2 separate regions of the Homo sapiens genome follow, and region 2 is linked to region 1. The links are chromatin loops, found by intact Hi-C in ENCODE. Cell type or tissue: ascending aorta. All regions are shown on one strand.

Region 1 (2,500 bases):
AAGGACAGTGGGCAATCTTTGCCAAAACATTTTCTCCGAGAACAAACCAACAAACAAAAACCTTGACTCCTGTTTTCTCTGGGCTCTTAAAAATTTTTTTTTTAAATAACTTTGGGGAACTATTTATTCCCCAAATAACTATTTATTTAACTATCCAAGTATAATCAAAACTGTAATGACTTTTTCTTATTTATATTTGTGTTACATTTTCTATTAAATAGAAGCAACTGAGACCTGAGATTTACTTTACAATGTATCAAAAAAATAAGATGGATTGATGGATGGAGAGGGGAATGGATAATTATGTGTAAAACAAGTAAAATGGTGATGGCAGGATTTCGATGGTGTATGGGTGTTTACTGGAAAATTCTTTCAACTTTGCTGTACATTGGAAATATTTCTGTTTCCTTTTTGGGGAGAACGGGGTCTCGTCATGTTGCCCAGGTTGATCTCCAACTCCTAGGCTCAAACGAACCTGCTACCTCTGCCTTCCTAAGTGCTGGGATTACAGGTGTGAACCAGCACACCCCGCTGGAGATTTTTTAAATAAAATATTCAATGAAATTTCCCTGAAATACAAAATTTGACATTAGACCTTGCTGCCCAAGTTCCAAAGAAGTGAAAGTTACCTTTTCTTTTCTTGTTAATAAATCTATCTTGAGAACAGCATATTTGAGGGAGATGAGAAACATATTTAAATTATGTTAATTGTGATTATGTATTTTTATCAAAGGAAAAATAAGCAGCCTGTTGGCAGTTTTTTAAATCTAGAAAATGCAAAATGTTCTTACCTGTTAAATTACTTACCCCTTGTGTATTTTTTTCTTTAGAAACTTTCATCTATTACCTCCGTGTTAATTATGTACAATTATTGATTTTAGTGCACTCACTCTTGAGGATGAGAAAAGAATGCTGTCATATTTGATTAATGGATTTATAAAAATGGTAAGTATTAGGGAAGAAGTTTCAGTGCACTTGGAAGTGTGATGTAATTGTTTATCCTTATGTTGGCGAAAGCAGTTAACATTATGTTCTCTGGTGCTTTTCATTCTTAGTGAGATAAAATGAAATTAGAAAACATCTTACATTAGCCAGGACTCCCCTGGGGGCAAAGAGAGCCAAGACAAACTGGCTTAAGAGGAAAAAGGTGGGGGGCGGGAGGGTGATGGGAGGAGGGATTTCTTGGCTCATGTGACAAAAAGTCCAGGGGCTGGAACTCTCCAAAGCAGCAGCCGGGCTCAGGGTCTCCGGGATGTCATCAGGACCTGCCTTCCCTGTCTTTTTTCTTTTTTTTTTTTTTTTTGAGATGGAGTCTCGCTCTGTCGCCCAGGCTGGAGTGCAGTGGCGCGATCTCAGCTCACTGCAAGCTCCGCCTCCCGGGTTCACGCCATTCTCCTGCCTCAGCCTCCCGAGTAGCTGGGACTACAGGCGCCCGGCACCACGCCCGGCTAATTTTTTGTATTTTTAGTAGAGACGGGGTTTCACTGTGTTAGCCAGGATGGTCTCGATCTGCTGACCTCGTAATCCGCCCGCCTCGGCCTCCCAAAGTGCTGGGATTACAGGCGTGAGCCACTGCACCCAGCCCCCTGTCTGTCTTTAGCCCTGGGCTCTGCCCTGTTGGCCTCCGGCTCAGCTGGGCTTGCCCCACCAGAGCTCCAGGTTTCCATCCCCCCCAGCTCTGCAGCCCAGCAGGTGGGATTCCAGCAAAGTCCTGGGATTGAGTCTCTTTGGATTAACATGGGTCGTGGCCCCAAGCACACCTGGGTGACCTGAGTCAGGAGGGCCGAGAGTGGAAAGAAGGTGTGTCCTGAAGCAGCTGATGCAGATCATCAGACGGTGATGGAAACTATGCCGGGCAGGCAAAACGCCAGATATCCACTCCCCATCTGTTTTACTTATCTACTGCTGAGTAACAGCTCATCCCAAAACTTAGTGGCTTTAAATAACAGGGCTTTTTTTTGCTGTTTTTTTTGGGGGGGTCGAGACAGGGGTTTCCAACTCCTGGTTTCAAACAATCCTCCAGCCTTGGCCTCCCACAGTGTTGGGATTACAGGCCTGAGCCACTGCGCCCAGCATGAGTTTTTTATTAGTTCTCAAACTCTGCGGATCAGCTTGGTAACCAGGCTGCTACAGGGAGTGTGGTGTGGCACTGGCGTGGCACGATTGGGCTGGAGGATCCACAGTGGCCTTGTTCCCTTCTCCAGGGTTTTGGTGCTGGATATGGGCTGGGGCATCTTGGTTTTCTTCCATGTCCTCTCTTTCTCACCACTGTTCTCAGTCAGTGATTCCAGTTGAGCTCTCTTACTTGGTGCTGCCTTCTATGAAGGCACAGACAGAAGCAGCAAGGCATTTTAAGGCCAAGGCTTAGAAATCACACAGTGAGGCCAGGCGCGGTGGCTCACATCTGTAATCCCAGCACTTTGGGAGGCTGAGGCAGGTGGATCACCTGCGGTCAGGTCGAGACCAGCCTCACCAACATGGTGAAACCCTGTCTCTGCTA
Region 2 (2,500 bases), 110 kb after region 1:
TCTCTTGACTGCTTCGTCTGGGTTGGCTCCACCCTCAAATGAGCCCTCATTTTGTGGCACCAGCCTATGTCCTATAAGGCTCAAGTGTAGCAGAGAGAGAGAGAGAGAGAGAGTCTCTCCCAGAGTTTCTCTCTAATTGAGCCAACTCGGGTCAATTGTCTGAGTAATTTGGGCTGGGCATAGTGTCTCATGCCTGTAATCCCAGACATTTCGAGATGCCAAGGCAGAAGAATTGCTTGAACCCAGGAGACCAGCCTGGGCAACATAGCAAAACCCCTATCTCTACAAAAAAAAAAAAAAATTTTTGAAAATTACCTGAGCATTACAGGTGGCATGTGCCTGTAGTCCTAGCTACTCAGGAAGCTGAGGCAGGAAGATCCCTTGAGCCTAGGAATTCAAGGCTGCAGTGAACTATGATCATGCCATTACACTCCAGCCTAGGTGACAGAGCAAGACCTTGTCTCTAAAAATAAAATAAATAAATAAATAAACATACCTGCTTTGGAATAGGTCCTTGGAACTAGGGGAATTGTGATTTAGTGGCCTGTTAGGCATCCAAAGCCCATAGTTTTTGCTGGGGAAAGATGGATTCCTGAAAGGAACTCAGGGTGCTGTTACCAAAATAAGATGGAAGGGATACTGAGCACGTATCTTGGTTAGGGTGCATTATGTTGCAACTAGCAGGAAACTGACTTAAATAATACAGAGGATTTATTGGCTCAGGAAACTAGAAGGCCCCAAGGTAGAGAGGGAAGGCTTCAGGGTTGGTTTGATTCAGGAACTCTGTGATATAACTGAGGAGGACTTGGTTCTCTCCTGCCTCTCTGCTTGGCCTCTAGCAGAGTCAGCTTTATCCCGGGCTGGCTTCCTTTGGATTGGCAAAACAGCTGCGACCACTGCCTCGGCTTTGTATCCACCTACTACATCAAACAGAAGGGGGACAACAAACTCTTTCAGGAAAGCAAAGGAAATTAACTTCCCAGAAGCTCCAGCACACCTCCCCTGACATCTCATCACTCTGAAGTGGGTCACATGCCCATTCCTGATTCAGTGCATCCCTTTGGCCAGGATAAATGTGGACCAGATTGGCTCAGGTCTAGGTGGGGTGAGGTGGGATTATCTCACCTGCCTTATCAGGGTTCACACCTGGAGCTGAGACGGAGTTAACCATCTGCACCTACTGTCACTTACTACCCAGGTCAGGAGCTGCAGGGTGGCAGTTTGGGGGCATTTAATAACCACACTGGGGCCGTGCCTTACTCATTTTCTTTATCTCTTGTGTTTAACACAGGGCGTGCACACAGTAAGTAAATGTTTGTTGAACAGAGTCAGACTGGAACAATGCACTTTGCTTAATTTGGAAAGAAATCAGTTTTGTGCATGAGTAAAACGATGGCTGAAAATAAATTTTATGTCAGCTTTAAATATGGATTAAATGTGGACTCTGGGTAGAGGCCATAAGACCGCCTCTTCTCCTATCTTACTCCATGTAACGTAAAATTTTCCCTTTCGGCTTTTGGTTGCTTATCAAATTCCATTACAGTGAAGACTATTGTAGACCATAGTTGGTATCAGGAAACTGTTTCTAACTCCTGACAAGTTCTTTGATGATCTCACGACACAAAAATTTGCTACTACGAATAATTCTGTAAAATTACAGAATTTTTTTCTCTTTCTTTTTTTTTTCTTTTTACATTCCTTGCCCATCTCATAGTCATTCATTGTAGTTATTTTCCTTCTTATAATTAAAAACCTGAATATCCTTTTAAAAGTACAAGGGCTTTGGTCAGTGAGGGAAGAAACTCTATTTCCTGGTCTTGACCAATAAGGAAAATTAGTAATACCATCAGCTTTTGTTCGAAAAAATTTCTAAGGAGTGGAAACAATAGATTCTGGCAGGAAAGGTGTGGTAGAATTATTTTAGCATGATCCCTTTTCAGCCAAAACACTTTCTGAAATGACCCTGTGGCCTGGGCTGGAGGTCTTGGTCAATGTTATTAGTGCATTTTTTGAACTTCTTTAGAGAAGTATTATTTTTCTCTAATGAAATGCCTTCTCAATGGAAAAAAAAATGTGAATACCTGTTTGCAGTTTGCTATAAATATTTTGGCATCTGGTTATAGGCCAAGTGTATGCTTATTTCTGGGATCATAGTTACGGATGGTTTCATCGTGTATGGGAATTATCGGGTATCTGGAAATGTATTGTGGAAAATACGTGGGAAAGGAGGCTGTGATGTTCTATGTGTATGCCACATCCACAGTCCTTAACTGCTGTTCTTTGTCCCTATTTTATCCATGTCTCCATCACCCTGAATACAAGTGATTGAACCAGGAATATGGATCAGGCCCTTGGGCAGCCACTCTTAGATGGCAAATGACTGTGAAATGGTCCACCCAACAGAGATGGTCTCTCTTGGGAGTATCCAACTAGTCCTATCAGATTCTCCCATCTGGGGAGGTGGGATGTCACACTGCAGAGAGAACAGGCAGACTGTAGC

What was found. Peaks named below come from ENCODE experiments on the same cell type or tissue, not always from the same donor. Only the 100,000 strongest peaks of a DNase experiment are listed, where the experiment ranks them.
Region 2: a loop joins it to region 1, with 4 times the contacts of the local background. A loop is called at or near these places in 1 of 110 quality-filtered maps.

What each region holds. Positions count from the first base shown.
Region 1 is chr16:19,644,005-19,646,504 of GRCh38, forward strand. It overlaps VPS35L (VPS35 endosomal protein sorting factor like), which reads left to right. Exons shown (of 31, transcript NM_020314.7): 23 at 882-945. Among named protein-coding and RNA genes, the nearest start is that of KNOP1, 73 kb to the right of the region's middle. In ascending aorta, no CTCF peak of the experiment used is centred here; DNase peaks (open chromatin) are centred at 1,167 and 1,817; H3K4me3 peaks cover 548 bases; H3K27ac peaks cover 1,624 bases.
Region 2 is chr16:19,752,962-19,755,461 of GRCh38, forward strand. All of the region lies in intron 4 of IQCK (IQ motif containing K), which reads left to right. Among named protein-coding and RNA genes, the nearest start is that of IQCK-AS1, 12 kb to the right of the region's middle. In ascending aorta, no CTCF peak of the experiment used is centred here; a DNase peak (open chromatin) is centred at 1,170; H3K27ac peaks cover 2,220 bases.